Linked DNA regions of Mus musculus: all the other regions are linked to region 3. Evidence: chromatin loops called from intact Hi-C (ENCODE). Cell type or tissue: heart. All regions are shown on one strand. Each heading gives the region's core, and the rest is flanking DNA. Links, peaks and the distances in the headings are about the cores only. Region 1 holds the start of Git2 (GIT ArfGAP 2). Region 2 overlaps Ankrd13a (ankyrin repeat domain 13a). Region 3 holds the start of Tchp (trichoplein, keratin filament binding).

Region 1 (10,603 bases), core at 1,353-9,352, 62 kb before region 3:
AGGGCACCCGTGCCTAATGAAATGACTGCAGTGCCATTAATGGCAGGTGTCTCATTCCTGGTGGGCGGCTCTGCCTTTCAGCAGGCTACCCCTCCCCCAAGTTAGAAGCCAGCCTGAGCTACACAGTGAATTCTAGGCTAAGCAGGGCTATACAGTGAGACCCTGTCTCAAGCAAAAAGAACAAAAACCAAGAAACCCAAACAAATGAAATAAGAATTCATATTAATGCAAAGATTCTTCACCACGGCTCTAACTAACATTGGAGTCTGATAACACTCAGTGGTGGGTGAGTGGCTGCCTTGAACACTGTAAGGCACAGCGAGGTCGCTGGCCTCTCCCCAATGCCATGCCAACAGCACCCACCTCTAAAGTCAACCCAACCCAAAACGTCTTGTCTCCTTGCATTCCCAAATATTCACTATCATCTTCATCTGAGAACCACTGATTTACAGAGGTGGGAAGAAAAGAAAAAAAAAAAAAAAAAAAAAAAAAAAGCACTTCAGAACAGGAAGGTCCTAAGGAGTCTGAGCAGCAGAGATTCTCAAACCAACCACCCTGGGGAGCTCGTTAAAACCCCGATTCCTAGGCCCAGCCGCAGCCCCATCAATTTAGACAAGTACTGGGTTTTCCGTCGTCACTGCCTCCATCCTCATCCAATGGGTAAGGAAAAGTGGGGTCCCCCCAACGTAACTGCTTTGCCCAAGGTCACAAGAGAGTTAGAACCAGGCCACCGAAGCCAACCAAGCTCTTCCCCAGCACCAGGGCGGGTGGAGTAAGGTGTGTTTCTTCCGTCTTCAAGGCCATAAAGCTTAAAGGTGAATTCTGGGGCCAGCGAGCCTGAGATAAACGATCTGGACGTGGTTTTCATTAGCCCGATGGCCTTGCGCCTTGCGCAAGGCAAGTAGGCTCTGGGGTCTCAGTTTCCTTCTCTGTCAAATGGAACAATAAGCGCTCATTCCTAACGATATCAGAAAGAGGAGAATGGACCAAAAGCCCCCGGCACCGAGCCCGGTCTACGGTAAGCGCTCTATGGATCCCGGGGCTCAGGAGGAGAACGGATCCCGACTCCGCGCCGCGCACCTCACCTGGTCCCGCAGCTCCTTCTCCAGCTGCTCGTAGTCGTTGTTCCAGACCAGGAGGTGCAGCGGGAAGCGGCTGCTGGTGTCGCGGGCCGAGGACATGGCGAGGAGGCCGCCACCCGGGCCTGACCGCCCGCCTGCCACCAGCCTGGACCCGACGGGGTCTCGGGGGCCCGCCCGACCGGCCGGAGAGCGAGGGGAGAAGGAAGGCGAGCGGGCGAGTGCGGGGCGCAGCGGGCGACAAGGGCCTCCGAGTCCGGAGCGGGCGGCGCGGCAGGCCTGGGGTCGCGGGCCGGGCTGGGGACCGGCTCGGGGACCCGCTCGGCCGCGCCCACCCCGCGCCCCGCGCGCTCGCGCCCGCGCTGACAGCTCGCGAACCGACTGCTGCCGGCCGAACCGCCCCGAACAGGGAAGTGCACGGGGAATTCCATCGCGCGCCGCGGCCGGGGGACGCGACCGCGCGACCGGCCCAAGCCGCGCTCCATGTCGCTCCGCCGCGCCCCCACCCCGGGACACACAACAAACAACGATCTGTGGGACCGCAGGGCCTCCGAGAAGCCCGAGATCTCCACGCACAAAGTCCACGATGCGCGCCCCGCGACTCTCGTCCCCTGCCCAGCCTCTTCCAGTGGTGCGCTCCACAATCGGGCCTCTTCCATCGGCTCTGCAGCCCGGGGTGAGCGCGCAGGCCGGACCAAACCATCCGGCTGGAGCCTCCCCAGGCTGCCTTCCACGATTGGTCAGAAACCATTTTGGAAGTGGGCAACGGGAACTCGTTTTCACCGGCGAGCTGGAACCTGGAGAGCTGGCACCAGATACTCTCCTGATAACGGGGTAGTTGTGTCTGTGGGCTTTTAAGCTTTGGAATCTTTGAACTGGGTGGTTCTGTGCGCGGAGGTCATCCGATGCTTTGTAAGTTAGGGTGGACGCCCGCCTCTTTAATGCCATCAGTATTCACTATCCCCAAAACTGTCTCCAGACGGGAGCGGTTGTTCCCCCAGGAGGAGAAAAACCGCCCAGTTGAAAATGACCGTTTTGTCTGAATTCCCAACTCGGCTATAATTCAAAGCGTTTGCCGTGAAGGTTTATTCCGCATCAGTCTCCTTAAGCTAGCCATTCAGATTCAGGATTGTGGCCCAAAGGACTAATGGAGAATCCAGGTTGGCTCACAATATGCACAAGTAAAATTCATTCTTTGGGTTACGACTTCAGGCGCTCTGTCTTCTCGACACAAGGAAGAACGAAGCAAGTGCTGTGTCTGCCCAGATGTTTACAACTGCCACGAAGTCGTCCAGTGCAACCTGCAAGCACCCCCTCTTCCTTATTGGCTCTAGCTACACAACCTTAGCTTTTCAGATGAGAACGATGGTTGTCCACGAATCCTGACTGACCTAGTGCATTCTCCTCGGGTGCAGGGTCATTGGAGAGTGAATGAGGCTAATACATAAAGTAGTACCTAAAAGCTCTAATGGAGGACTGCGTGGCAACTATCAATCACATTAAACAGGACCCGTGCTTCTAAGGCCTCTTATGGACATGACTAAATGAACTTAACTGTTGTCTCCCGGGAGATTATATGTATAAAATTTCTATCACAAGGTTTTGCTTCTTTCTCTGGTTCTAATCAATCCTGGAACAAGCAATCACTTCCCAAAAGGGAGACACACACACACACACACACACAATTGCGAGAGCATCTAGAGACAGGCACTGGAGGGTTGGGCGGACCTCTGCCCTCATTCAAGATGGCGATACGGAAGCGTGCCCTTTCCGGTCACATGACCTGCAGGGCTCCGCAGGCCGTCTCCCCCGCGCGTGCGCAGTGTGCCGGGGCTGAGAGGCGCTGGAAGGCGGGCGGGGGGGAGAGGCGCCGCCAGCGCCGCCCGGGGACCCGTTAGAGCGGAAGCGCAGCCGCCGCCGCCTCTGCCGTCGCTCGCGGGGTTCCCAGCAGGTGAAGCGGGCACCATGTCGAAGCGGCTCCGGAGCAGCGACGTGTGCGCCGACTGCAACGGGCCTGGTGAGTGACGCCGGGGCCCCCGCTGGCCAAGCTCTCCCGGCCGGGACCCCTGGCGGGGCGGTCCCCGCGGGCGGGAGCCTGACTGCGGCCCAGTCACCCCGACCCCCGGGCTGCCGGGGCGCGCGAGACCGTCCCGGGCCTGTCAGCCGCGCGGCCCGGGGCTCCCTCCCTCCCGCGGCCCGGGCGAGCACAGAGGCGGAGGGCCCGGGACCGGACGGGACGGGACGGGACGGGACAGGCAGCCCGGGAAGGCCAAGTGACAGGAGTCAGACGCGGGCGGCCCTAGGCTGCAGGTGTTTCCCCTTCCCCGTCTCCCGCCCCGCCCGCGCGAGTGCGCGATCGTCCGCTGCGCCGCCTCACGGGCCCCAGGGTGGAGGGCTGCCCTGCTCCGGGCGGCCGCTCCTAAGGGGAGAGACTGCCTGCCCCAGGTCGGGAGCGCAAGTTTGAGGATCCGTGCTCCCCCCCCCCCACCCCCGATTTTGCCTCTGCGTGACCTTGGACCGATGAGTTCTCTTGCTCAAACCTTGATTTCCTCCGGGTTTTTTTTCCCCCCCACCCACTGCTGGAAACTATGGCCAATGCAGTGCGCAGTGGTCAATGGACATTCCCCGGGGATCGGCTCCTTTCGTAGGATAACTCAGTTCAAAACCCTTGTAGTTCCTTCAGCCACAGTCTGGCTTCAGATTCACACTGTCACTCGCAGCGACTTCGAACCGCCAAAACTGTTCTAAACTGCAGATAGGATTTGGATTTGAAGATTGGATCTGGCTTTGTAATTGGAACCCAACTGACAGGTCTCGATCCTGATTTTGTGTGTGTGTGTGTGTGTGTGTGTGTGTGTGTGTGTGTGTGTGCTTGCTTTGGTCCTTGGACTTTTCGGGTTTGAAGTCAAATATCAGATGACTTTCCTGGTGTAGCAGTGTTCAATAGACAGTCTTAATTAAGCCATTGAACGTCAGCGGCTTGCAACAGATTTTTCTCTTCGTCTTGTCATTTGGAAGCAGAGACTGGTTTTAAGTGGTACGGTGGTAACCAGTACTGGTTATTTCATGGCCCTGGGTCCTACAGGTTAACAAATGGAAGATAAGGAGAGGCAGAGGCACTTTTAAAAGAGATGCTTTGTTTGCAAGCCGCGTTTATACAAACTATTATTTGGCTAACGATGTTGTGTGTTCCGCTTCCTTCTTTTCTTGCTTGTGTTCCGTTGATTCATGTCTAACTTAAAACTTCCTCTTGGGATGCTTGCTTCTTACTTCTCCAGGGATTGGTCCGTGGTAGAGGCGGGCTGCCTCCCCTTGCCACCCCGATACTGTCTTGTCCATTTTGTGGTGTTTTGGGGCCTTTTCTATTGTTTCATATTAGAGGTCTTGAATGCCAACATCTAGAAAGGCTTGAGTCACTTCCTGTTTTGAATAGAATGAAGCTACCTTGAAGGCTGAGGAACAGCTAGGAATAGGTGCTGCCTTTTGTGCACAGCTCAGGGGAAAGGTTACCTGTAGGAGTAGGCTCCTTTGAAATCCTCATGCTAAGGCCTTCTCAGAAGATGCTCAGACAGACATTTGACTCTCCTGGACGTTTGCAGAAGATGGGTGGGGGCACAGATACTTTTGAAGTCCACTTGTGTTGTTCCTGGAGCCTGATTAAAAAGTCCTGCCTTTCCGGGCGTGGTGGCACTCGCCTTTAATCCAAGCACTCGGGAGGCAGAGGCAGGCGGATTTCTGAGTTCGAGGCCAGCCTGGTCTACAAAGTGAGTTCCAGGACAGCCAGGGCTATACAGAGAAACCCTGTCTCGAAAAAACAAAAAACAAACAAACAACAACAAAACAACAACAACAACAACAACAAAGTCCTGCCTTCTAGATGAACTGGAGGGGCTTCACGCAGCTTCACTCGTAAAAGCTTAAGTTTTATGTGTCGTCTGTATTCTTTCCATGGGCTTCTGTTCCATGGTGTTTAAGTGATTAATGGAGACCATTGTGTGGTGCGCGTTAAAATGTTGTCATCCTGTCATCCTTTTCTTGACTAGTTTGCCCCAAGAGTACTGTGGACCTCTGGTAATAAAAAGCAAAGTCACGCTTTCAGTCTCAATATTAATAACTTGCTGCAGAAGCAGAGATGTCACACATCTGCAAGCAAAGCCTCCTGTTTCCTACCCTTGCTCCTTAGAATGGCTGGTAGCACCTATGGTAAAGCTGGCTGAAACCCTTTCTGTTTTGTTTTAGAGGAGACGCTTCACTGTCTGCCTTTGTGTGTTGGGGATCAAAGCCAGGCCCTGACAATTGCTAGGAGAGCCACACCCTCAGCCCTGATTTCTTGTTTGTTTCTAATGAATCTAGTTCATTTTAAATGCATCATTCTTGTGCCAAGATGACACTCTAATTTTGTTCTTTACATCGTCCCTTCTGTGAGATAGATACATCACTATTCCAGTTTGGTCCTCAGTGAGAACACTCCAAGACGCAGCTTGCCTCAGATGATTGCACAAGAGGTGGCACGGCAGGGTTGGGATTCAAACCATGGACTGTTTGTCTCCATAACCAGCCCTCTTAACCACTGTACACCTTGATTGAAATCCCGTAACTTTTCATTAAATGGTTTGAAAGGGTTGGAATAAACATAAAAGTGGTAAAGATGCTCTACATGCATTTCAGAGATTTTTGTGGACATTGAAGAATTTTAAACTGAACCCTTAGGCCAGGCAGCTGGGGTAGCATCTAATGCCACCCCACATGAGTCTGATGAAATGGGGTTTCTAGGGCTCAGTTTACTCACACAGATCCGTCCTACCCGCCCAGTGTGAGTTACTCCTGTCTGCAGTTTTGTGGGATTTTAAAGGAAAAAGGTATTGTACTCAATTAAAAATACCATCATTTTTGTTTTCCGTCTGTTCGTTTGAAGTACCTTCCTTCAGATCCAGCAGGTGGTCAAAAACTGCAGTGCTAGCATAGAGCATTGTCTCTCTGAGCAGAATGAGCCACCCTTGCTTGCCCGGGGCATGGGGGCCTGGACGCTTCTGCAGTTCTCTTCTGGCTTCTGTTAGCACCTGGGTCTGGACTGCCTGCTCTGGGCAGCAATAAGTTCACCATTTACCTTAGCTACTGTTACGCACTGTGTGTGTGTCAGGATCACACAGCTCTGTTATTCTCAAAAAGGGACTCGACGCGGTCATCCAGATGGAGGTCAGCATAGAGTGCTTGCCTAGCCCAGACAAGGCCCCTGGCTCAGTCTCCAGCACTGGAAGCAAACAGCGGAGCAACCACCCCTGCTCCCTCAATCTGCTGCTCTAACCAACATCCCCTGAGAGCACGAGTCTGTGGCGTGCACCCACATCCAGGCTGCAGACTGGCCTGCACAGGAAGGTGACTGCTGTGTGCAGCTGCCAACCTAGTTAGCAGAGCGGTCAGTCCGGGTGGGGGGATCATCAGCCTCCTAGGCTGAGGAGCAGATAAAACAACAAAAATGTGCTCTGTTTTTCTTAAAAACCAAACATCACTCATCTTTTGCCATCCTGTACACAGCAGCCAATTGGTGTCCTTGCCACTGAGGGGTTGTTCTTTTTCCAGATCCTTCCTGGGCGTCAGTAAATAGGGGAACTTTCATATGTGACGAATGTTGCAGTGTCCATCGGAGCCTGGGGCGCCATATCTCCCAAGTGAGGCATCTTAAACACACAGCATGGCCTCCAACCCTGCTCCAGGTAAACCATAGGAAGAGTTCTCATAATTGGAAAATTATATTTTAGTGATTGTTGCTTAACAACTAAAATACTGCCTACTATACATCTTAAATCTTATAAAAGTTTACTCTCTATGTATAGTATAAAGTGCTGCCCTGTGTTGAAGTCATTGTCTGTCCTTTCTTTGTTTACCTAACATAATTGTGTTCCCCACATTCAGTTATACATAGACAGATATATCAATAGATTGTGTCGATAAAAGCTTAAATTCTCTAGTGCGTTTTCATTGGTGGCTTTCTAGAGAGATTATCACCAGAAATTGTTGTGTTGTGCTGTGTTGTGTTGTGTTTTGTTTTGAAACAGAGTCTCGCTATATAGCCCTAGCTGGCCTTGAACTCACAGACAATCCACCTGCCTCTGCTAAGTACTAGGATTAAAGGTAATTGCAACCGTGCCCAACTTCAGAAATCATTTTATTTTTTTAGATGTATTTCATATATATGTCTGTGTGTGTGTGTGTGTGTGTTTGTGTGTGTGTGTATGCCTGTGTGTGTGCATGTGTGTGTGTGTCTGTGTGTGTTTGTGTGTATGTTTGTGTGTGTGTATGCCTGTGTATGTGTCTGTGTGTGTCTGTGTGTGTTTGTGTGTGTGTGTATGCCTGTGTGTGTCTGTGTGTGTTTGTGTGTGTGCTCACAGAGGCCAGAAGAGGGCACTGGATTTCCTGACACTGGAATTACAGAGCGTTGTGAACCACACCGGTGCTGGGACTCAAATCCGGGTCTTCTACCAGAGCAGCAAGTGTTTGGTTTAACACTGAGCCATCTCTGCAGCACTCAGACATTTTTTAAAGTCTTTCTTTCCTATAAATTGTAATAGATGATCCAGAAAATTTTCATTAACAGGCAAATTTCTGAGTACCTGCCTATATTTTTAGAACTTTTTTTTTTTCCTGCTTTGATAGCAGCATAGACTGGGATTCCGCAGAAATTGCTTCAACATTTGAAGTTTTTAAAAAGCTCTTGCTGTTAGGCAGAGACTTGAGTGAGCGTGTTTTGATCGCATGCCTAACACTTGTCAGGGGTCTTTGTCTTATTTGGGATCTGATGTCATGTTCCCGGTACTTCTGTTTGCGATACACAGTCTTCATGTCTCCTGGAACTCAGGGATTAATCCTGTGTTTTGCGATATTTGTCTTAATACACATCTTACTAAAGCTGTAACAGCTGCACAGCAGTACTTAAACTCCCACAAACGAAGGGACCAGAGCAAGTGGTTCGGGTTACTGATGAGAAGCCCTGAGAGCTGCACTAGCAGCCGGGTAGCTCTAGGAGTCCTGATTGGAAAGGAAGTTGAGAGAGATTTATTAAAAGTTCTACTTAGGGGCTGAAGAGATGGCTCAGCCTTTAAATGCTAGCTAACAACCATAAATCCCCGAGTTCTGTTAGAAGTGTTCAAAGGCCCCTTCTCGTGAAAGGGTTAGCTAGCGCCCTCCACCACATTGTGAGTTCTGTTAGAAGTGTCCAAAGGCCCCTTCTCGTGAAAGGGTAGCTAGCACCCTCCACCACATTGTGAGTTCTGTTAGAAGTGTCCAAAGGCCCCTTCTCGTGAAAGGGTAGCTAGCACCCTCCACCACACTGTGAGTTCTGTTAGAAGTGTCCAAAGGCCCCTTCTCGTAAAAGGGTTGGCTAGCGCCTTCCACCACACTGTGTTTGTTTACAGCTTTAGAATTTACAGATGGTCCAGAGATGAATGATTGAAAATGTTAGCAGGGCGTGGTGGCACACGCCTTTAATCCCAGCACTCGGGATGCAGAGGCGGCGGATTTCTGAGTTCGAGGCCAACCTGGTCTGCAGTGAGTTCCAGGACAGCCAGGGCTACACAGAGAAACCCTGTCTCAAAACAAACAAACAAACAAAAAAAAAAACAAAAAACAAAAAAAAAGAAAATGCTAGGGTTGACTTTAAGGCAGCAGACTCTGAAATGTGTGTGTGTGTGTGGGGGGGTCAGGACCACAGTGGGGTGTGAGAGAGCTTAGCACGCAGACGTGTGCTTATAGCATTACTTTAATCATGTACAAAGAAAGTAACATAATTATTAACAAGATATTTTAAATAGGTGAATTTAATGAAAAGCATTGAGTGAGTGGTGTACACAATGGTAAACGGCGTGTGTTCAGGCAGGTGTGTGCCAAGGAGCCGGGATTGGGCTATCCTACACACAAAGCTGGCTCCCATGTGGAGCTCCAAGGTCTCACTGCCAGTCAGGAACAGTGACGGCCCGGTCCCCAGTCTCACTGTGCAGTCAGACGCAGTGGCGGGAGGTCCCCAGATATGGAGTGTTTTTAGTGCAGCACTGTTTTTTCATTTTTGTTACTGGTTGTTTTTGACTATTTGTGGGATAAAATGTCCTCTCCTACTCCTTGTTTTCAGATGGTTGAGACCTTGTACAACAATGGTGCTAACTCTATATGGGAACACTCTCTGCTGGACCCTGCCTCTATCATGAGTGGGAGGCGGAAAGCTAACCCACAGGACAAAGTTCAGTGAGTGGAGTGGTTATAACTTCTATTTCTTCTCAGCAAGTGGCCCTGTGGAAAGGAGTGTGGCTATTTTGATCAGCCTCCAAAGGGGCTGTGGGCTATGCCTGGGCATTTGCTGTGAGGAAGGCAGGGGGAGGGAGGCAGGGGGACCATAACTTTGGATGCTCACCCAATTGAAGTTAGTGATTTCTCCAGTTGGAGTCCAGGGCTTGGAGCTTGACTCCGGGTGATGAGGTAGATGAAACCGAGCGCTCTGTCTGCTGGCCGCAGCGTTCTGGCAGTGCCGGGCCTGTGACACAGGGTTAGATGCTGCTTCCTCAGGGTGCCCAGTTGAGAAAGGTAAAGGGAAGAGAGGCGCTGGGAAGTTCAGGCGTTCTCTTATCAGCTCAGGCCTTTGACTCTGCTGCAGTGGAGTCCAGCTTTGCCCTTCTTACTGTCCAGTGGGGGGGGGGGGGTGTCACTTCCTCTTCTTACAGCACAAAGAATGAGAAATGTGTCAGAGCTGTTAAGTGAACTGTGTTCTTATTTGTTTCCAAACCAGCCCCAATAAAGCAGAATTCATCAGAGCCAAGTATCAGATGTTAGCGTTCGTCCACCGATTGCCCTGCCGCGAGGACGACAGCGTGACGGCCAAAGATCTCAGTAAGGTGGGCGCGCTCTGCCTTCTGTGGGGCCGTGAGATGGGCCGCTTCCCTTAAAGCCATGTCAGGAGGAAGAAGCAGCCTTTTGCAAGTGCCTTTGACTAACTGACCTTTCTCCCTTACACAGCATTCACTCCTCTCAGACACACTGGACAAAAGGAAAACACGCTTCTAAGAAACTGTATTTTTTTCCCCTTTTATTTTCATTTTCATTTAATTGATTAATTAATTTGTACTTTTTCGGTACAGTTTTCACATAGATTTTGATAAGTTCTTTACTTGAGAATAATAGCCATTTCAAAGAAGGTTTTCTAGAGAACCTAGCATCTGAAATAGAGCAGAGGAAGGAGGCTGACTGCTTCAGATGTCCAGGTTCAAGGCTGGAGGGCAAAGTGCACCTAGAGCTGTAGCACAGCCGTGTCTGTTACACCGCGAGCGGTGCCTTCTTGTGGGCCTTGGCTGTTTCTACGAGATGCCGTAAAAATGCACATCACAGTTTTTTGAGCGGTGCTTTGAACTAGATGCTCACTCAAGACAGCGTGTGCACAATTCAGAATACTAATTCTGCACAGATGTAAGTGATTTTCCTAGTGAGTAAATAGTTTCCTTTTTTTACCAAATAAAAAACATGGCCAGGTGTGGTGGCACACA
Region 2 (10,603 bases), core at 1,697-9,696, 95 kb before region 3:
GGCATTCTGTGTCTACAAGCCCATCCGTCGGCGGTGATGGCCACACGGGGAAGCGCTGCTCCAAGTCTCCGGGACAGAAGTCGTGTTGCACGCAGGCTACTGAAGATGGTGGAATCAGAACTGGGCAGGCAGTAAATGCTACAGGGTTAGGAAAGTGCCCAGTGGGGATTGTTTTCAGTTATTGGCTACTGATTCGGTGTCTCTTTTTGCTTGGCTGTGCTGGTTAAAAGTTGGAGGCTCCAAGGGCCCTTGTAAAGACATGTCCATTGCGAAGTGACCAGAAGAGCTACCCCGAGGACTAATCGCTAATGCTTGGGATAGAAGAGGAAGACCTAAGCATGCAGACCTCCCCTGCTTTCTGCCTTTCTGTCACAGTGTGTTCATCATACTCAAGGGCCAGCAAGATGATCCAGCGGGTACAGGCACTTACTACTGAGGCCAATTTTGATTCCTGGGTGGAACCTGGAGGGAGAGAAACCCCCCTCCCACCCCCATGGGTTGTTCCTTGACCTCTGCACAGGAATAAGTAACTATAAAAATACACACCACATCTCACTCCACTGAGTTGCCCTCGAATACCCTGGCTGCAAAGCTGGGGAACTTAGCCATCATTCCTTGCTGCGTTGGTACTGAGCCAATCAGTGTCGCATCCTAGGTCTGTGAGATAGTGTCACACGCCCCCACCCTCACCCTGCACCTCCCACCTCGGCCTGGAAGGTTCTGGGTGGCTCAGACATATAGATATCCTCATGGTGACGGGTGGCAACCTGAGACTTAGGACTTAGTCTCCCTTTCTCCCTAGGTGTAGAGGGTTCAGCCGTGTGCACCCCCCCCCCTTCCAAGCTGCTGTGTTGACGAGACTGCCTGTCTGCCTTTCAGGTGCTGCTACTGAACTAGATTTCCCTGTTGTTACAGAGGTTATTAGTATTTATTTTAATTTTGCTATAATGTTGTTATGCTTTACTGTGTATTCTTTTTGTGTTTTAACTTAACAGCCTGCACTAATGTGAATACCACCCAACTGTGGGGGTCACATCTGGAACCTTGTAACCCTGAGCCATTAAATGTCAGTTAAATGGAAGAGAGATCCTGTCTGCTGTTCTGTGCCTCATTACGTTCCCAAGTGTTTGAAGTGCAGGGTCGGGCTGGAGATGTCTCAGTCCTTAGAACACTTGTTGCTTTTGTAGAGAACCCAGGTTTGGTTCCCAGCACTCACGTGGTGGCCCACAACTACCAGTGGCTCCAGTTCCAGAGGATCTGTTACCTGTTTCTGATATCTGGCGGGCACCACGCATTCCACAAAGGCAAACACTCATATACATAAAATCCTTTTAAAAAAATCTTTAATGCAGGTGTGCGTATGTGTGGGGGGGTGTGGGTGAGTGAGTGAATGAATGAATGAATGAATGAATATCTCGCCTGATTTGTTTAAGGAAGCCCTGAGTAGTGGAGTTTAAAATAGTACATTAAATAGTAGAGCTGAGCTGGAGTCGGCTGGGACAGAACAGGCCTGTGGTTTTGGCCCCAGGGCCAACTGTAAGAACTAAAACCTCCCCCTCTCCAGTGCCCACCTCCTTATCAGCGGGAACACTGGCGCTCTGCAGTCAGTAGTGTAAAACACTGAGGTGTAGGAGTGGCCACAGGGCTGGTCTCCCCAGCAGGACATGGCCAGCCTGCTTTGCTATGCTACTCTAGTCCTTGTTGCCGGTTTGTTGTTTTTGTTTTTTTTTTAAGGTTTTAAAAGGAAACACCAGAGCTTTGCCAAGCCTATAACCCTCATTACTCGTTCGTTGCTTGGCGTAGACATGGATGTGAGCGCCAGGGGTACTGGGCTGAAGTTCTCCAGACTCTTTCCCGGGGCAAAGAATTAGACCAGAAATGCATGGTTACAAATAGAAATCGTGGGGCTGGAGAGATGGCTCGGGAATTCAGAGCACATATTGCTCTTCCAGAGGACCTGGGCTTATCTTCCCAGCGCCTACAGCAGGCAGCGCCTGATCACCTATGAATACAGCTCCAGGAGGCCCTGGCTTGAGGGCACCAGCGCTCAAGTGTACACCCTCCCTCCTCAGACACATACGATTAAAAGTATTTAAAAATAAGTTGCCAGGCCTGGTGGTGCACACCGTTAATCCTAGGGCTCCTAAGGCAGAAGTCGGTGAGTCTCTGAAGAGTTCCTGGCCAACCAAGGCTACATACAGCTTTACTAAAGGGAACTCAGGGGTGCAAGGCAAGGCCCCTTAGTCAAACCATCCCCCACACATTACCTGTGTAGCCAGTGGAATACGTGACCACATTACCTGTGTAGCCAGTGGAATACGTGACCAGCCTACACCACACATGGGGCACTGTTTGAGGTCTGGGGACTGGGAGCCCCAGTCATTTCCCAGCTGCACTGAAAGCCCAAACCCACACCTATTTCTAGACTGAGGTCTGGGTAGCACACCTTGGTCTCCAGGACTGTCCCACAGTCACCTAGTTTCTATAGTCCGGTCCATCTCTCCATGTCATCACAGTCAGGAGGTGAGGCGCCTGAGCCCATGCTGCTGCCTGTACGGTCCGGTCACCGTTTAAAGCCAGCTTTTCCTTCCTGCTGCATTTCATGCCAAGGCTGGGACACTCGGGAGCCTGGACTCAGGGCCAGCAGTATGTCCGGGTAGAACTTCTCAGTTTCAGCTTGCTGGGGGCACCGGAGCCTTGGTGCCCCATTTTGTACCCCTATGCCTTCAGGAGCCTCTTGCTCTTTCTGTCTCCTAGAACACCAACGCCCACCTCTGGAACCCTGACATCATTTGTTACTCAGCTACTACCTGTTTCTTTTTAAAGTCCCGATTTTCACCTGAATGTGTTAAAAGCAGCCCCCAGCACTCGAGTTTCAAGAAGCGAGTCTGTTTCTCTTTTCAAAGGCACCATACTTCAGGAGGCCCACAAAGAGGATCCAGGTAGCCCAACACTTTTTAATTCCATCCAGTGAAGGCAAGGAGGGGTGTGCTGCTCTGTGGACAGGAAGTTAAGTGTGAACAGGAAGCCTGTGTTCCGGCAACACAATGACTGGAGGACTTGCTCAGGCCTGTCAACACTAAGCACCATTTACGGAAGTGGATTTATTTGTGTTTTTAGAGAGAACGTGGGAAAGGCTGCAAGAAGCTGCTGCAATGCTGAGTCCCGCTTTATGTGGCTTCCGGGGACACAGTCACAGACTTCAGGGAAACAGAGCCACGGGATGCAGACGAGGGTGTTCCCTAGGGTCCCCCTCTGTGATCACGCATGGCACAGCTGCAGCCCCTCCCAGAAGTGCCTGTGCCCCTGGCATATGTCAAGTGAACAGACCACCAGCCTGGGTACGGAACCAATGTGCCCATGCTGGCCTTGTGTGCAGGGAAGGGATTTGGATCGGACCGTGCCAAAAAAAAAAAAAAAAAAAAAAGGCAAATGGCTATGAGAAATGAAACTCACAATCCTTTGTGTCTCAGAACATTTTACTGGCAACGCTGACTGTATCAAACAGACATTCCTGGGAATGGTGGCTTCTCTTCCTATCCCCAAAGAAGCATAACAGGAAACAGACAGAGAACAGAGGAAAAGGTACTGTTTTGCCGTGTGATCAGCACAGCCTTGTGGGGGTGGATGCCTGCGCCAGGTGAGAGGGGCAAGGTGCCCTCGGCTGTGTTCCCCAGGGGTTGGGCTGTTATGCAGTAGGTATTTACAGGAGGGTTAGACAAAAATAGTTAACTACTAAAGGTATCCAAAAGAGGCCTGAGAAAGTCTGGTTAAAATGCATAACCTTGTATTGCTACTGATGGGAGGAGTCAGTTTTATATCTTTTAAAAATAATAAAAAGATTCTGTTAAAAAATATATTTTTCCAGAAAGATGTTGATTTGAACTCTAAAAAGCAGTGTGGAGTCATCATTTTTCCCTTTTGGATGAAGAGCCTCTGCTCTAAGTTAGCTCCCTTTCTTGTTTCAAGTTCGTCCTGTCCTCTCTATGAAGCCAGGCTGTGCAGCTGGGTCTCCCCAGGCTGGAAATCCTAAGTGGGAGCAGGCGGAGAACACACTGGCTGGGCTCTTCCAGTGATGTGGCCAGCTTGCCTGCTCTGAGAACCCAGCCACAGGGGGGCCCCCTAGCTGCTCTTCCAAGGACAGGATTAGCTGCCTTTGGTGTAGCCCAGAGGATGCTGCTCCCAAAGGGACTGCCTTTACAGATTCAAATCAGGTCCTCAGTGTGTGGAGTGAGGTGGCTTAAAACTGTTAGTAATTTTTTAAGGCTAAGGCAACATCCGTGGTCATTTGTATATCTGAATTTGATGCAAATAGCCATAATCTAAAATAGCTCCTGTACATATCCTCTTGGCTGGGGGTAAAAGGCATGGAACGAGGTGGAAATGGGACTGGCACAATGGCAATGCTGCAAGAGCCCTACGGGAAGGGAAATAAAGAGGTCAGCATAACCCGTTTCTTTGGTGAACAGGAAGGAACGTCTCCAGCTCGTACCCACTCTACAAAGGCTGCTGTTCTCCTGTGGAAAAGCACCGTGACTCCGCAGTAGCTTGTCACTTCTGACTAAGATGCATCTACTAGCCTGCAGGCTCAGCATTTCTGTCTAAAGCTGGTAAAAAAAAAATGTGACCTGCCAGGCAGGACAGCGAATGGAAGGTAAAGATGCTCTCCTCCCCTCGGTGTGGAGATGGGGCTCTGCCGACGCCCGGATCTCCGCTCTGGGGAGTCCCTGGTCCTGCACCTCTACATAAGGAAAGGGGGGCTGCTGTGTAAGTGCAGGCCCTCGGCCCCCCGGGTCTGCCTCACTGGCATGGCACGTGCAGCCCAGAGCCTCTGCTCTGCAGCCCTGGACGGCAATGTCTATTTCTCAGTGAGAGACAGCTGTAAGACTTGCTGGAGCTCCGCTTCTTCCTCCTGGAGCCTGAGCTCCCGCTCCGCCAGCTCTTTGGCAGACAGCTCCATGGCCAGCTGCAGGTCGCTATCGAATCGGCTCGACTCGCTGAGGCCACCTGGGCACCTGCCCTCCATGTTGGTTAGGAGACTCTCCTGGATGGCCCTAGGGTAGAGAGTGGGAGAGCGTCATTCCTGTCCTGGGGGTGCAGGGGCAGCAGCTCCATCTCTCTCTTACTGGTTACTAAGGGTGCACTGTGCCAAGCACTCCAGCTGCATGGGGTCATCTTGCCTCCTGAGGTGGAGCTGATGGGCCTCTGTGACCCAGCATCACCCAGTACAAGGCTATGAGTAGAAGGAACTTGGTCTGTTTGAAAGCAAAGCTGAGGTTGCAATGCTCAGATGCCTACCATATAGGAAAAGGGAGGAATGGCCGTTGTTTGGGATTTCTAGCCATTTCCATCTCTCTCTCTAACCCTGAATGTCCTCCCAGACAGACCCGCAGTCACACGGTCACAGGAGACCACGCCAATCAGAAAACATTTACCCAATGCTTCGCTCTAAGCACCCGTAACCTGCACCCCAGCTAGCACTCTGTGCCCCTCGCTCAGTTCAGAGCTGGTTTAAGTAGGGACAGTAACGATAGATGCCAGGAGAGCTGACTCTTAAAACCTCCTGCTGAGCACAAGCCGGGCAAATGCCCCTGTATCAAGTGCCTGTGACAACCTCAGTGTGACGAGAACCGCATCGTGAGAAGCCCCATCTGTTACCTCTCATACTGGGCTTCATAGCTGTGTGTGTGGCTGACCCCTCCGTTGGAAGCTGGTCCTGAAAGGTCCTGGCAAATACAAAAACAAAGTGTAGGTATCAACTCATCTCGCCGTCAAAGGAAGAGTCGCCAAAGCGACCAGGAAGTGAACGGAGTGAGAACAAGACTCAGGGCGTTCACAGCTTGCCGCAGACAGCATGCCGCCAACAGTGACTGACAGGCTACACGCTTTTCTAACGTGGCACAGGGCATCATCAGCGTGTACCCTGGATTCAAGGCCATCACCTCCTCATGCTTTACCTACTTCCACTCTAGTAAGAACCATTAGCCTGGCGCAACATTCAGACAACCAAGACAGGACATGCTTTTAAGACAAACTAAGAAGATAGAGTTGCTATCTGTTGCCCTAGACTCTGGCTATTGCCCTCAAAAGGGTTGCCAAGGTCTTATAGCTATCCAGAGAACAAGGAGAAGCTGGTTTGTGCTGAGAGGAAGCACGGAGGGCTTTGTGAGGGGCTGGATCCTCTCCAAGGAGCTCCCCAAAAATAAACACCACCTTCCCCCACCCCCCAGTGAGGGCTGGAAAGATGGCTCAGTGGTTAAGAGCACTGGCTGCTCTTCCAGAACCCAGGTTTGGTTCCCAGCACCCACATGGCGGCTCACACCCATCTCTGACTCTGGCTCAGAGGAGCCAACATTATTCTGGCCTGCTCAGGCTCCAGGTGCAGGCAGACATGCAGGGGAAAACAACGATACATGGTTTGTTTTAATTAATGAAGGAAAGAAAAAAAAAAAAAGAAAGAAAAAGGATGGGATGTGTGGAACGGGTCTGTGATGGCAGTGGGCAAGTAAGAAAGACAGCGGGGCTCCAATTACTCAAGCCCCGGAAAGCCATGGCAGGACACCGTGCTCACAGCTCAGAGCTTCCAGCAGAGCGGAAGCGATTTCACCCATGAATCCCCAGCATGCTCTGTGATTCCTGCTGGACAGTCCGTGGGAAGAAAGAAGAAACCAATGACCAACAAATGGACAACAAAAACCCAGGACACACAGCCATTCCAGACCACATGACCCTGCCTTGGAGGAAAAGACTATTTACACTCCGGGTTTCCTTCTTCTCTGTCCCCAGGTTGATGCTGCCTTCTGCCCAAGCTAGTAACAGCAGACAGCAGAGACCACACATCAGCACCAGAAGGGTGTCTTTAATGCCCAGACTGTTTCAAGCAGTCGGGGTCTGGAGGAATGAGGCATAGGCCCCCTAACACTCTTTACCTAGCTCTTTTTTTTTTTTTGGTTTTTCAAGACAGGGTTTCTCTGTGTAGTCTTGGCTATCCTGGAACTCACTTTGTAGACCAGGCTAGCCTCGAACTCAGAAATCCGCCTGCCTCGGCCTCCCAAGTGCTGGGATTAAAGGCATGCGCCACCACGCCCGGCTACCTAGTTCTTAAAATGGGAAAACCTCAAGCCTGGGCTTCCATTCTCTCACCCCACTGACTAAGCCTGAGAGGCACACGATGGCTGCATCTGAGATCAGAATCCACAGCACTCCCTGTAAAGACTGCTTTACAGATGTAAATGTCAGAGGTACAAGACTATAAAGCACCCCTGGGGGGGGGCAATGACACAACAGCTACACTGGTAAACTTGACAGAAAGTCTGTCTGAAGACATGATGCCAACCTACAGAGGCTGGGTCTCTTACATAGCAAGCTTTGTGAAATGACCAACACAGAACATTTCCCCAGGAGGTGGAATGGGGAGGGGGCAGGGCGGGGTGGATCAGCCCCAAGGGCCCAGGCTGACACCCTACCTGGCTCCTACTGGACTCCAGCAGGCTCTGCTGGATGGCAAACTGCATGATCTCATAGTCTTCGTCTTGCAGGTGCACGTTTCTGCCATTGTCTTGAATGTGGTAGGATTCAGGGATTTCAAAGACAGACTGATCAACCTCGAAGTTTGTGGCCTCGGAAACTGAAATACAAAAGTCCAGGTCTCTATCCATTCAGACAAACTGTTTCTTAGAGGGTTGTTTTTTGTTGTTCTGATTTTATTTTTTTGTTTTTGGAGACAGTGTCTGTGTAACTCAGGCTGGCCTAAAATTCAAAACACAGCCCAGGCTGGCCTAATATTCAAAATATAGCTCAGGCTGGCTCAAACTCATAATTCCCCTGCCTCTAATTACAGTGTCTTACAGTATTACTTATGCAAAGCCCCTCCTGCCCCTGCCTCAGCCTGAAAACATTTCAAATTAAAAAGAATGAAACCAGTAACAAAAGAACCCAAGGGCTGAGGGTGTGGTGGGGCAGGGAGGGTTGGGGCGGGGTGGGGCGGGGCTGAGGGTGTGGCCCGGCAGAACAGAGCAGAGCTTGCCAGCAGGGAGGCTCCTGGCCCCACCCCCGGCGCACATGACCCCGCCCACAGGGCGACAACTAAGTGAGATCAGACAATAAAAGGTAAGACAAGAGGCCATGATGAAAGTCCTCATCAGTTTGCTCTGGAGACTCTAAAGGGATAATAATCGTGACAGTAAACTTCACAACACAGCTTCTGTTCTAACATGATGATCTTCAGGAAGGAAACAAGAGTGGACTGCAAAGGAGAAAGATTCTTCTCTACAATGGAGCCAACCGGCCTCCTGAGACCACGGCTGAAGCATATCCTCCCTCCTCCACCGTTCCAAGTTGTTTCCCACTTAATCCAAACTCTCCTCTTCTGAAACACAGATTTGCCTCATTTCCGAATGTTTAGTATCCAAAACTTGCTTTTAAAGTCCCAGCTTCCGTGTTTTACCGACCGGCTTCCGGTTCGTCTTACCTGCCTCGGCCGGGGTCCCCTCCACACCCTGGCTCTCATCAGCAGTGCTACAGCCATTGACATTTCCGAATGTGATCCGTGCGTTTAAGACGTGGAATAAGGGGATTTCTGCCCAACAGAAGCTTTTGTTAGTAGGTTTCACTGAGAACAGTGGTCAGATGCTAGCACTACGCTGAGCATGCGCAGAGCGTGCTTTATCAGCACGGCTTCCTTCAGTCCCCACAGTGGCCAGCTACCCCCTACCCCGAGTGCACAGATGAGAAACTGAGTCAGGTGTCATGAATAGTCAACCACCCAAAACCCAGACAGCATTGTCTACACTACTCCATGCATCAAAAGATCTTCCTGCCAAACGCCTCCATTCAACCGTTATCTAGGAGTGGTGGAGAGCAGTTAGGTAGGGCATGTGGATGATCAAAAGTGTGCGCGAACACACACACACAGACACACACGGAATTATCCAAGTATTAACAAAATATCAAAGAATAATCCAAAAAGTTCAAAATAAAATTACCCAATTTGAAGTTTTGCTTACATTAAAGGTAGGACACTAACACTAGAATCCATGTTTGTTTTGGGGGGAGGGAAGGGAAGGAGGGTTGTTTTGTTTCCGGAGAAAGGGCCTCATAATGTAGCTCCGAGCTGTCTGGAACTTCTAATGTAGACAAGGCTGACCTCGGCGGCATCCTGCTCTGCCTGCCTCTGTCTGCTGGGTGCTGGGACTAAGGTGCGCCAGCCCTCCTGGCCAGCCCGTGCCTGATAGCATCATCTGTACACAGAGCTACGTACTGGCTGGTAACGAAAGCAATCACACATCACATCACGTGGAGCCTCCCGTTGTTGCCCAGTCAGAGGATAGTGCTGGCCTTCTCTGGTCTGTTTATCGTGTGCTAACTTGTTTGTTTGTTTGAGACAAGGTTTCTCTATATAACCCTGGCTGTCTCTGAGTGTTGAGATTGATGGTGTGTGCTACACCTGCCCAGCTCTGCTGATTTTTCTTTTTAAATGTTACTGCTGCTTTTTCTCTTTTTTAAGACAAGGTCTCTCTACAGCTCTGGAAACTTCCTGGGTAAAACAAGTTGGCTTCAATCTCACAGAAATCCCCCCAACCCTATCTCTTAAACTCTGGGATTAAAAAGTGTGCGCCACCACACCTCGCTGCTAATTTGTCCTTAATCTGCTCCGGTCCCCTGAAGCAGGTTCAGTCTGATTCACAAACAGGCAGAACCTGCAAACGCCCGCCCCTCCATCTCGATCGCATTTAGCCATACCTATTTTGACAGGGAATCCAGGAGGGAAGTCCAATTTGATGAAATCTCTCAATCTGGCAAAGTGAGCGCTGGTGCGAGCCATGAGGTCAATGATGGGGATGACCTGCTCCACGAGGGAGAGTGGGAACTCCTCGCACATCCACAGCGTAGCCTTAAACCTGCAGGGTAGAGAGAGAGAGAGAGAGAGAGAGAGAGAGAGAGAGAGAGAGAGAGGGAGAGAGAGAGGCAGGTCACTGCTGCTCAGAAGGCTAGACACACACACACACACCGTCCTCCAAACCCCACCTCTACACTAGCCCTGAGCTCAGGACTCTTGAGGGACTGGAACCCCGAGGACCTCAGGAGGAGAAAGGCCTGCATTGCTGCCTACCTGTGCAGCAGGCTGCATGACTGCATTTCAACTCATCAGCTAGATTTTACTGGCAGTAAAACCACACACACACACACACACACACACACACACACACACACACACGCGCACACACTGACACTCACATGCGTGCTCACCCGCGCACACGTGCTCCTCTCTCTTTGCCCTCTATGACTAAGGCAAGGAGCCACTGACTGTTGGGTTTTGCCAGGTTAAGAACCTCAACATAGGGCTGGAGAGAGGGCTCAGCAGTTAAGAGCGCTGACTGCTCTTCCAGAGGTCCTGAGTTCAAATCCCAGCAACCACATGGTGGCTCACAACCATCTGTAATGGGATCTGATGCTCTCTTCTGGTGTGTCTGAAGACAGCAAGCAACAGTATACTCATATACATAAAATAAATAAATCTTTTAAGAGAGAGAGAGAGAAAGAAGAGGACTTCAACATTACTTTTAAAGGAAAGGGACAAGGAACCAGCAAACCACAGAAGACG
Region 3 (10,603 bases), core at 1,187-9,186:
GGGGGTCCCTACGGGTCCTTGGAAGTCTACTTGGGAAAGCTACAGACTTCTGAAAGACCCTCTCTCAAAAAACGACAGCTGGCTCCTGAGAAACATCACCCCCACACATGCACACACCCGCATACACACCTACACATGTGAACCCACACACACGTGCACACACGTACATGTGAATGTGTGTGCACACACACAAGAACATGCATATGAGCATGCTCAAAGCAAACCTCAGCCTGCACATGCAGCAAGCAGCCAGGCAGGCACCTGCTGCTCATTTAGCCAAGAGCATGGAGACAGGACAGAGTCACAAGTGCCGACAGTGTGTGAGGGTCACACATTCCATACCTGTTTTTTTTCTTCTTTCTGTGTTGCCCAAGAATTTATCACGTGCTTCTTGTGAAGGTCCAACTCAAGCTGAGGGTGAGAAAGAAAATGTTACTTTGCCCGAGGGCTTGTGTGAGACTGATTGAGGTGACTTGCTGTGGTCAGTGCCACCTGACCATGACTCGATACCCCAACAAAAACAGCCTGATGAGGGCCACCGAGAGGGGTCAAGTGTAAAGCCGTGGTCTGCATACCTGAGGTCCATCCCTGGCACTGCCCATGTAAAGAGCAGGACGGGATGGCGTGTGTGTGGGCTCCTTGCACCTCTGTGGTGAGGTGGGAGGCAGAGACTAGAGGACTCTCTACAAGCCCAGAAATTTAAGGGTCAGCTAGCCCAGAGTTCAACTTAGCAGCAGAAAAGGACAGACTCTGCCTCTAAGGGAGGCTGGGGGACGGGAGGAGAAGTGACGCCCAACGGTTGATCACTGACTTCCACACAGGGGCTACAACACATCTGCACCCCTCACACACACAATCGTCAATAAAAATCAACGAGCTGGGCGGTGGTGGCACACGCCTTTAATCCCGTCACTTGGGAGGTAGAGGCAGGCGGATTTCTGAGTTCGAGGCTAGCCTGGTCCAGAGAGTGAGTTCCAGGACAGCCAGGGCTACACAGAGAAACCCTGACTCGAAAAACAAAAACAAAAAAAAAAACAAAACAAAACAAAAAAAAATCAACAACAAAATCCAATCTGAATGATCAGCAAATAGGAAACCAAAGGATCACGTGCTTCTAAGCCCTGTCTACCCCTGGTCACAAAGGGCCAATGCTCTCTCTCGGAGCCCAGGGGAGGGCAGCGAGCATTTCTCAAACAAAACTGCAAATTGAAAGGAGAGCCTGGGAGACGCTGGGTAAGCAGAGCCAGCCCTGAGCTTGGCTTGCCAAAACTTCCGGCCTGAACTCAGAGACCCAGCTGCCTCCGCCTCCCCAGTGCTGAGATGGGCAGGGGCAGGGGTAGGGGCAGGGGCAGGGGCAGGGGCAGGGGCAGGGGCGGAGACAGAGGAGGCAGAGGAGGCAGAGGAGGCAGAGAGGCAGAGAGGCAGAGGCAGGTGGATTTCTGTGAGTTCAAAGCCAGCCCAGTCTACATAGGGAGTTCCAGGACAGCCAGGACTACGTAATGAGACCCTGTTTCATAAAAAACAGTCAAAGAAACAACAACAAGAAAGAAAAAAGTGAACTACTCCATCTAACTTTCTTGTTTCCTTTTTTAAATATCTTTTACATTGTGTGTGTGTGTGTGTGTGTGTGTGTGTGTTGTATATGTGTAGGCCAGAAGACAACCTGTGGGAGTTGGTTCTGTCCTTTGCCGTGTTGGTGCTGGGATGAAATTCAGGCCACCAGGCTTGGCAGCAAACACCTTTACCTGCGGAGCCATCTCACCTGGAATCACTACTGGCAATTTCTAGACACAACGAGCTACGGAAAGTGACCATGTCAGACTTGTCCTAACGTTGCTGAAGTGAGTAGACAGTAGCAGTAACTGGCATAATGCCCTCCAGCCAACCTCTGTGCAGTGACAGGTGCCAACCAAGACAGGATGCAGATATGGCCCCTGTCTCCTCCACCCAGGAGCACCAGGCTTCACCTTAGGAACCCAACACACAGCACCAGCCTGCCTGGCTCACGCTGACCATGCTGCCAAGAGGAGCATCCCAACATACAGCAGTGATCTTGCACATTGCTAAAGTGGTCCAGAGCCTCTGGAGGAAGGCCAGGCAGTGCTGGTCCAGGTCTGTCTCCCATCTCCTCACCAGCTTTATCTCTTCAGGACTCCCTAGCCATGGGGCATCTTGGTCTCACCTGGCCCTTTATAGCTTCCTCGGTTCTGTCCTCGAGGCACAGGGCAGCATTTCCAATCATCTCCATCCAGAAGGCCCTTTCCTCACACCATATTATCCAACTGAAAGCAGCATCCTGAGCCCACTGCCCAGGTCTCTGCAGCCCACTGGGCAGAGAGCTCCTAAGCCACAGAACATACCCCCAAAGGCAGGTTGCCTGTCAGAGTTCGCTGCTCAGCCCTGTCTGGCCAGGTCTTCTGCCCTCTGTATCAGCCCAACACACATCCAGACCCAGAAACAAGGAACAAAATCTGAAACCGCGGTGGTGCCTACGCAGGCGAAGCAATGGGAGGCTTCGTTCTCACCTCTCGAAGTTTGGGGTTGTTCTTCTTCCAGTGTTCATATAAAAGTCGTTCAGCAATCTATCAAGAAAACACAGGAGACGTGAGGTCACTATTCACATTCATCCACACTTAGACAAGATACAACAGAAGTCAGCTTCTCTCTTCAGTGATGACACCCCCGTCTGCCGTTAAATCCTGCTGCCTTTGCACACCAGCTCTGGAGATGGGGCATCAGAGCCAATCGGAAGGGCATGGACAAATGCCTGTCTCAGTGGACCAAGAGTCAGCTAAGATCTGATGCTATGGCTGGGTCCCTTCTAGGGGCAGAAGTTTCCAAATACATACTAAGCTAAAACACACAGACTGCAACTAGTTACCATAGCCACCCAAAACATAAAATATAGCGTTCCCAGGTATTGGTGGGACCAGAGAACTGAAAAAAGTGAAGGTGAATCCCACACAGTGACTTATAAGCCGCATACCAAACACTCCCTATAAAGGTACATAAGAGTGGATGCTGGCTTCCTGTCTGCTTCCCCTTACTCGTGCTGGCAAGCTCATCTCTCCTATGACCGTGGCCAGTGTTACCTGCAGAGAGACTCTTCTGCAGTGTACTGTGTGGAAGCATCAGGTCTCAAAAAAGCCTCTGGCCAATGAGCTGAGGCAGGATTAGAAGGTGAGGCATGGGGAGGGGGGGGGGAGAAAGAGGATTCTGGGAAATAGTCAGATGCAGGAGATTCACCCCAACGCCGGCAGAGACAGACACATGAACCTGAGCAGAGGTAACTAACAGCGTGGCACGGCTTAGGCTAGTTTAAACAGGATGACTGAGTTATAAGCTCGTGGGAACAAGCCAAAGCTATTGGCGTAGGCGTTTATTCATAGATAAAAAAAATCTCAGAATTGTTATTTCAGGGAACAAAGAGGCCAGGTGGGAAAGCGTGAGGTTACAATGACCTCCAACTTCTTCAGGGTCCTAACACAGACTGAAAGCCAGATGTTCTGCAGAAACCCTCCCAGACTCCAGCACCAGGCAGGAAGCGCAGAGATATCTGAGCCTCATGGGCTCAACAACTGCGGGATTTCTGGTCTGTCTGCTGTGGGACAGCCACTGCTGGCCAACCTGGACTACATCCTCAAAGGGCCAACAAAACGTGGTTATACACCCCAGCTGGCACTAACAGGTTACCAAATGAGGTTCAGATCATTGTTACGTGCTGAATCTCAACTCAACACGGCTCACATTTCAAAGGCTTGCTCTGGTCCAGGCCGGTGATCCACCTTTAATCCCAGCACGTGGGAGGCAGAGGCAGGCAGATCTCTGGGACTCTGAGGCCAGGCTAGTCTATAAACAAAGTTCCAGGCAAACCAGGACTACACAGTGAGACCGTTTCAAAACAGCAAAAGCAACATTGAAAACAACTGCTCCCTAGCTTCCAGCACTGTTCAGGGGAGGCAGGGGGCGTTTAAGGGGATGAGGTACTAGCTGGCGGCAACAGTCCACTGTGGTGGGTCTCTGAACCCTCTTCCTAACATCCTGTTTCCTGAGCCAGCGCAACTTGAGCTCCATTGGTCACAGGCTCCATGCCTTCCTCATTACAATCGCTGGAGACCCTCAGAAACCACGAGCTAAAAATAAGCCTTTCCTCTCTGGGGGGTGGGGGTGGGGGGTTGGAGGCGGTTTTCCCCATGGGCTCTAGTCACCTGACCATCTCGTCGGAACAGGCACCCGAGAACAACCCCGTAGGCGCACTCGTCCGTTCCGGCGGGGATGCTACCGCCCTGCAACCTGCTTCCGGACTAGGGTAGTTACCAGCTTCCTCTGTTCTTCTCGGGCTGACTTCAGGTCCTGGTGCTGCTCGCGGAGCCTTTGCTCCCGCAGGCCCATGCTCAGCCTGAGCTCATCCAGCTCCGCAGCCAGCAAGTCCTGTTCCTCCAGGAGAAGCTCTCTGAGCCTCTCCCGCCGGAGCTCCAGAATCTTCCTCTTCTCCTCCTTCATCTTCTCACAATGGTAGGCGTGCATGCTAGGTTAAGGAGTTCCCTGGACATCAGTCACACCAGGTCACAGTTTGATGTACATTTCTATGTAATTCTTGGGGGGGGGGGCTAAACACCTACCGAGAAGACACTAGCGCTGCCTTCTGGTTTATCTTTTAAAATGTACAGTACTGCCGGGCATGGTGGCGTACGCCTTTAATCCCAGCACTTGGGAGGCAGAGCCAGGTGGATTTCTGAGTTCGAGGCCAGCCTGGTCTACAGAGTGAGTTCCAGGACAGCCAGGGCTACACAGAGAAACCCTGTCTCGAAAAATCAAAAAAACAAACAAAAACAAAAACAAAAAACAAAAAACAAAATGTACAGTACTTCTCCCCAGCACAGCACAGTTTCCAGCATCATCAGGAGATAATTCAAGCCACAGTCCCTAAGCCCCTAGGCTACATTCCCCGAACCGTGGTAGGAACCAGTGGGCAGGACAACACACAGACACTTGCCTCCGCTGGTAGGAGATCTTGGAGCTCCATTCGATCTGTTTCGAGTTGTGGATGTCCCAGGTCCTGAAATAGCGACTGTTCTGTTCCCACTGCTGGCGAAACTGGTCCTCCTGCTGATGCTGGCGCTGGCGAAGATCCATGTGTTTCCGGCTGGACCAATAAGAGGGCAACGTGGGGAGAGCCATCTGAAGGAAACAGCAGTGGGCAGAAAGTAAGCCAGTTGTAAAGCCAGGGACCGCCCCCCTCCCACTCGGATGCCTCCTCTCTCTATTGATGTCACTCGCCCCTTGGCTGCACCTTTCTCACAGTTTTAAAGCCCCACTCCCACTCGGATGCCTCCTCTCTCTATTGATGTCACTCGCCCCTTGGCTGCACCTTTCTCACAGCTTTAAGGCCCACGTTCCCACCCTAGGACAACCGAATGATCAAATTTTGTGAAGGAGGCCCATGCCAGAAAGTTTTAAAAGATTTGCCACCAAGGCTGCAAATTATCAATTTAAATAAACGTGCACTGTGTCCAGTAGTGGCCAGCCATTATCAGGGAGATTGCAGACATAGAAAATGTCCTGACATGCCTGGGATAGGAAATAGAGGTTTTTTACATTCTGCATAAAAACTACAGTGACAAGCAGGTCCCAGGGGCATGCCCCAGCGGTCCCGCGTACTTTGGAAGCCGAGGCGTGAAGAGATCACTTGAGTCCAGGAGTTCAAAGCCAACCTGAGCAAACCAGAAAGCCCCCTGTCTCAAAAAGCAAGCAGAAATAACCTGCGACAATGATGTGAAGATGACGGGTATGTGCCAAGCGCTAGGCATACAACTTTTTACAGGTCCCGCGGCTACAAGGATGCCACGTCCCCGCCCCTCGGCCCAGCCTAACCTCTGACTCATGCACTCCGTGTCCGAAGTTCGCGGAGAAGGGTCGCCGGCCTTAGCTCGATCACGCGCCCGCTCGCTCCGAGGGTCCCCAGGCGCCCACTGCACAGACGCCAGCCGTTTCCTCGCCGGTTGCCGGGCAGCCCGCGGGACAACGGAGCACGGCGATGGACAAACTTCCTCCCGCGCGACACCCGCCGCTCTCCAGGAAAAAGGAATGGTGGGTGGTTTTTTTCTCTGGCGCCACCTGGCGGTGGGAGGTAAATCGACAGTACTTGTTAGTCCTTGATGTAGGGTAAGGAAAAGAAACCTTAGTGACCCAGTCAGGATGATGGGTGGGGGTGGGGGGGTGGGGGTGGGGTTACCGGAGGAAGGTGGAGGAGTGAGGGTAGGTTTAATGAGAATCATCCCCTGGCCAGAGTGAGGAAATAAATGATTTGCAAAGATCCGCGGGTGTGTCCCGTAGGCAACGGAGGCCGAGAACCCGAGAACCGCTGGCCTCTGTAATGACCTCCGTCATTGGTACACTACTGTAGCCTTAAGATTGGTGGTGAGGGGCTGGTGAGATGGCTCAGTAGGTAAGAGCACCCGACTGCTCTTCTGACGGTGGCTTTGTGAAGGTCTGGAGTTCAAATCCCAGCAACCACATGGTGGCTCACAACCATCAGTAATGAGATCTGACTCCATCTTCTGGAGTGTCTGAAGACAGCTACACTTACATATAATAAATAAATAAATCTTTAAAAAAAATTGGTAGTGGGTACAAAGTTTTTTGTTTTTTTGTTTGGTTTGGTTTGGTTTTTCGAGACAGGGTTTCTCTGTATAGCCCTGGCTGTCCTGGAACTCACTTTGTAGACCAGGCTGGCCTCAAACTCAGAAATCTACCTGCCTCTGCCTCCTGAGTGCTGGGATTAAAGGTGTGTGCCACCATGCCCGGCTTGGGTACAAAGGTTTTAATAACTGTAACTCGCATGGTTGCTTACGTCCATGCATTAACTACCTAATACCAGTAAAAAGAGAAAGACATAAAAAGGGATTGGGCATATGTAGCATGCTCAAAGCTCTGAGTTCAAGCCCTAAAATAATGTACAATATTAAAATAGTATTTTACTTTACTAAATAATACTAAAATAGTGCCCTCCACGAGAATGTAAAGATATAGATAAATATTCGATCATTCCTTTTTGTTTTGTTTTGTTTTGTTCCTTTTGAGGCAGGGTATCTCTGTGTATCCCTGGCTGTCCTGGAACTCACTCTGTAGACCAGGCTGGCCTCAAACTCAGAAATCCGCCTGCCTCTGCCTCCCAAGTGCTGGGATTAAAGGCATGCGCCACCACTGCCCAGCTTCGATCATTCTTTTTTCTTCTATTTTCCCACCCACTTCCTTCTGCCTCTGCTTCCCAAGTTTTTCTGCTCTCTCACTCCTCCATTCTGTTGTTCCTCGTGGTGCCTGCCTGATGTTTCTGTTTCACCTGGAGCTGGCTGTACAGTGTTGTTGGCTCTCCACAGCCAATAACCAGGTTCAAACCTGCAGCATGCCAGAGATGGCCAACCTGGGCTGGTCACTCTCTGACCCTAGGGCTACCCTTTCCCAGGCTCCGTCTCCAATGGGGGAGGAGGTGGCACCCCCATCTGGCATGATTAAGCCAGAAAGAGCCATCAGGCCATTGAAGGAGCCCAGTACACACATCTGTTGACAACTCCTTGAGCTGTACTGAGAACCTCAGGCATATGTGAGTTAGATCCGGAGAAACCTGGGGTTCATTTCTGATTTGTTTTGGGCAAGCCTGCTTCCTTCTGGGCCTCAGTTTCTTCTACAGTAGAGTTGCCATAGAAACCCACCTGCTCCTAAGAGTGGTATGACTTCAGGGACTTCCTCCTGCATTTCCTCTCCTCTTCCTCCTCTTCCTCCTCCTCCTTTTCCTCCTCCTCCTCCTCCTCCTCCTCTTCTTCTTCCTCTTCCTCCTCCTGCATTTCCTCCTCCTCTTCCTCTTCCTCCTCCTGCATTTCCCTCTCCTCCTTTGAAAGAGGGTCTTGCTGTCCAACCCAAGCTAGAGGGCACTGTGTAGTTGATACTGGCCTCCTGCCTCTGCCTCCCAAGTTCTGGGCCCGAGGGCTTATGCCTCACACACAGCTTGTCCCTGGACCTCACACTGGCTAACAGTTCCACTGGCACCGCAGCTACTGTTGGCTCACAAGCTGCCACCTATAGCTGGTTAGCCTATGTGTAAAGTGTCTGTTCCATCCAGAAATTGGGAGAGAGATTTGATTATCCCAATTTGAGTCTCAACCGAGCCTCAGACAAAGGTATTCTCCCTTGCCCCAGGAACCACAGCTGAGGCGTGAAGGCTGGAATTTGAACCAAGATCCATGGATGTGGGGCCAGAGCCCAGGCCCTCCCTATCCTGATTCCCCTTCCCTGCTGCGGCCGCAGTGCCAAAGCTGGATATGGCTGGCTTATGGGTTTCAGGCTAGCCTGGGCTATAAAATAAGTCTCAAAAAAAAAAAAAAAACCCAAAAAAACAAAACCCAGGCTCTGGGAGATGTCTAATAACTTGAGTTCAGATCCCTGGAATATGAAGAAAGGAAGGAAATAAGAAAGGAAGGAAGGAAGGTGTCTTAGTCAGGGTTTCTATTCCTGCACAAACATCATGACCAAGAAGCAAGTTGGGGAGGAAAGGGTTTATTCAGCTTACATTTCCACATTGCTGTTCATCACTAAGGAAGTCAGGACTGGGATTCAAGCAGGGCAGAAATCAGGTGCTGATGCAGAGGCCATGGAGGGATGTTACTTACTGGCTTGCTTCCCCTGGCTTGCTCAGCCTGCTTTTTTTTTTTTTTTTTTTTTTTTTTTTTTTTTTTTTTTTTTGGTTTTTCGAGACAGGGTTTCTCTGTGTAGCCCTGGCTGTCCTGGAACTCACTTTGTAGACCAGGCTGGCCTCAAACTCAGAAATCACCTGCCCCTGCCTCCCGAGTGCTGGGATTAAAGGCATGTGCCACCACGCCCAGCCTTCAGCCTGCTTTCTTATAGAAGCCAAGACTACCAGCCCAGAGATGGCACCACCCACAAGGGGCCTTTTCCCACTTGATCACTAATTGAGAAAATGCCTTGCAGCTGGATCTCATGGAGGCATTTCCTCAACTGAAGCTCCTTTCTCTGTGATAACTCCAGCCCGTGTCAAGTTGTACACAAAACTAGCCAGTACAGAAGGAAAGGAAGAAGGAAGGAAATCAGATGTGGTATCACTGGTCTGTAATCTCAACTCTTCTGTGGTAAGATTGAAGGTAGAGGTAGCTCATAGACCAGATAAGACAACGTCTATGCTTTGGCCGGTGAAGCCAGAGAGACCCTGCCTCAAACAAGATGGAAACTTCAGAACCAACTCCTGAGAGATGTCCTCTGCTTTCCACACACATGCTGTGGCCTGCACTCACATGTGCACACACACACATGCATGCCCGTGGAAGCATGCACCTGCACACATGTGTGCACACACACACACATCTGCAAATACAAAGCAGATTGACTTTATAAGGAGGTCTAGCAGCATAAAATATTTATGTTCCATATTTTAATGTTTAGTATTTAGGCCAGTGAGGGACTAACAGGGGAAGGCTAGCAAGAAAGCGAGGTGGGGAGAGGGTGGCTTGCACCTGGGTCTGTCTTGGCTTGGAAGGAGACAGGATGGGGAGGCAGGCACAGACAAGGAGGTGCTCTCTGTCAGCTCAGCTGTAGCCATCCCAGCGGGCTCTGTCCTCACTTTACCAGCTGGTGCTCTCTAGGGCATGCTTACCTACCTGCTCTCGGCTTTCTCAGCATCTCAGTATCAATTGCCCTGGCTTCGATAGTGTCTTTTGGGCTAAGATAATGACCCTCCCTGATGACAAAGGTCAGCTCATAGGCTTTCTCTAAGAGCCCAGCTTTGTAACAGGCAAACTTGCAATAAGTATTCAGGAGAGAAAAAACAAAACGCCATTCAGGGTGTTCGCTGAAGACAGCCAGTAGCATTGGGGGCAGCTTTCGGCCCGGCCTTGTGTTCTGTTTCTCTAGGTTTTCAGTTTCACCACAGACTCTGGAGTTTGTGTAATGCTGTCACTGTTGCTGAGAAATGGAACACCAATGGGTCCCAGGCTACACAGTTGTGTCACTTGCGATAGAAGCACTTGGGGGGACTTTAAATTATCTGATGCTTAGCAGCACATGCCTGTAACTGGCACCCAGGAGGCTGAGGCAGGAAGATCATGATTTCTAAGCCAGCCTAGGTTGTACACTACAACCCTGTCAGAAACAGAGACCGAGACCCAGTTCCCCGCCCCCCAAAGAAGTGCTGACTTATTTGTTTTACTGATATAGATGGGGCCTGTGCATCTGCTTTCTGTATTGGTTTTTCTTATGGTCCTGGGAATTGAACCGATCCCCTAACTCCTTGTCACTTTCCAGCTCTCTGGGACCACCCTCAAGGTCCCTTTTACCCTAGTCACATCTGCCAAGACCTTTTGGCCACATTTAGTCACATGGTCACCAGTTCTGGGCATCAGGAGGGACCTCCCTTGGGAGGCCTCTATCCGCCTATCATGGAGCGACTGTCCCTAGTTTTTATGTACAACAAGAGGCTACAGATGGAATGTCATTCCAGAACCTTCTGTTCTTGCTGGATCCTTCTGTTCGGCACCTCAGACAGCCCTACCTGCTTCCGTCTGCTGGGATACATTTGTCTGATGGAATGCCCCTC

Evidence for each region. Hi-C counts contacts between places; a loop is a spot of excess contacts. Peaks named below come from ENCODE experiments on the same cell type or tissue, not always from the same donor. Only the 100,000 strongest peaks of a DNase experiment are listed, where the experiment ranks them.
Region 1: a loop joins it to region 3, with 4 times the contacts of the local background. A loop is called at or near these places in 7 of 42 quality-filtered maps.
Region 2: a loop joins it to region 3, with 7 times the contacts of the local background. A loop is called at or near these places in 5 of 42 quality-filtered maps.

What each region holds. Positions count from the first base shown.
Region 1 is chr5:114,765,807-114,776,409 of GRCm38, reverse strand. It overlaps Git2 (GIT ArfGAP 2), which reads left to right and starts at 2,918. Exons shown (of 20, transcript NM_001347400.1): 1 at 2,918-3,096; 2 at 6,660-6,793; 3 at 9,202-9,314; 4 at 9,853-9,958. The coding sequence starts at 3,045. It overlaps 4930515G01Rik (RIKEN cDNA 4930515G01 gene), which reads left to right and starts at 1,427. Exons shown (of 1, transcript NR_027872.1): 1 at 1,427-2,677. It overlaps Ankrd13a (ankyrin repeat domain 13a), which reads right to left and starts at 1,270. Exons shown (of 15, transcript NM_026718.2): 1 at 1,086-1,270. The coding sequence starts at 1,181. In heart, for the core only: no CTCF peak of the experiment used is centred there; DNase peaks (open chromatin) are centred at 1,469, 1,779, 2,439 and 2,889; H3K4me3 peaks cover 3,368 bases; H3K27ac peaks cover 2,592 bases.
Region 2 is chr5:114,798,680-114,809,282 of GRCm38, reverse strand. It overlaps Ankrd13a (ankyrin repeat domain 13a), which reads right to left. Exons shown (of 15, transcript NM_026718.2): 11 at 9,742-9,899; 12 at 8,471-8,578; 13 at 7,467-7,627; 14 at 5,659-5,726; 15 at 3,462-5,054. The coding sequence ends at 4,859. It overlaps 1500011B03Rik (RIKEN cDNA 1500011B03 gene), which reads left to right. Exons shown (of 2, transcript NR_027817.1): 2 at 1-1,087. Among named protein-coding and RNA genes, the nearest start is that of 1500011B03Rik, 10 kb to the left of the region's middle. In heart, for the core only: a CTCF peak has its summit at 4,112 (motif pointing right); DNase peaks (open chromatin) are centred at 3,122, 3,679, 4,092 and 4,822; H3K4me3 peaks cover 486 bases; H3K27ac peaks cover 2,059 bases.
Region 3 is chr5:114,703,232-114,713,834 of GRCm38, reverse strand. Tchp (trichoplein, keratin filament binding) reads right to left here and starts at 6,056. Exons shown (of 13, transcript NM_029992.2): 1 at 5,875-6,056; 2 at 4,997-5,181; 3 at 4,318-4,528; 4 at 2,526-2,582; 5 at 343-411. The coding sequence starts at 5,181. Gm34931 (a long non-coding RNA gene) reads left to right here and starts at 6,016. Exons shown (of 3, transcript XR_387595.3): 1 at 6,016-6,090. In heart, for the core only: a CTCF peak has its summit at 6,104 (motif pointing left); DNase peaks (open chromatin) are centred at 4,326 and 6,054; H3K4me3 peaks cover 1,632 bases; H3K27ac peaks cover 868 bases.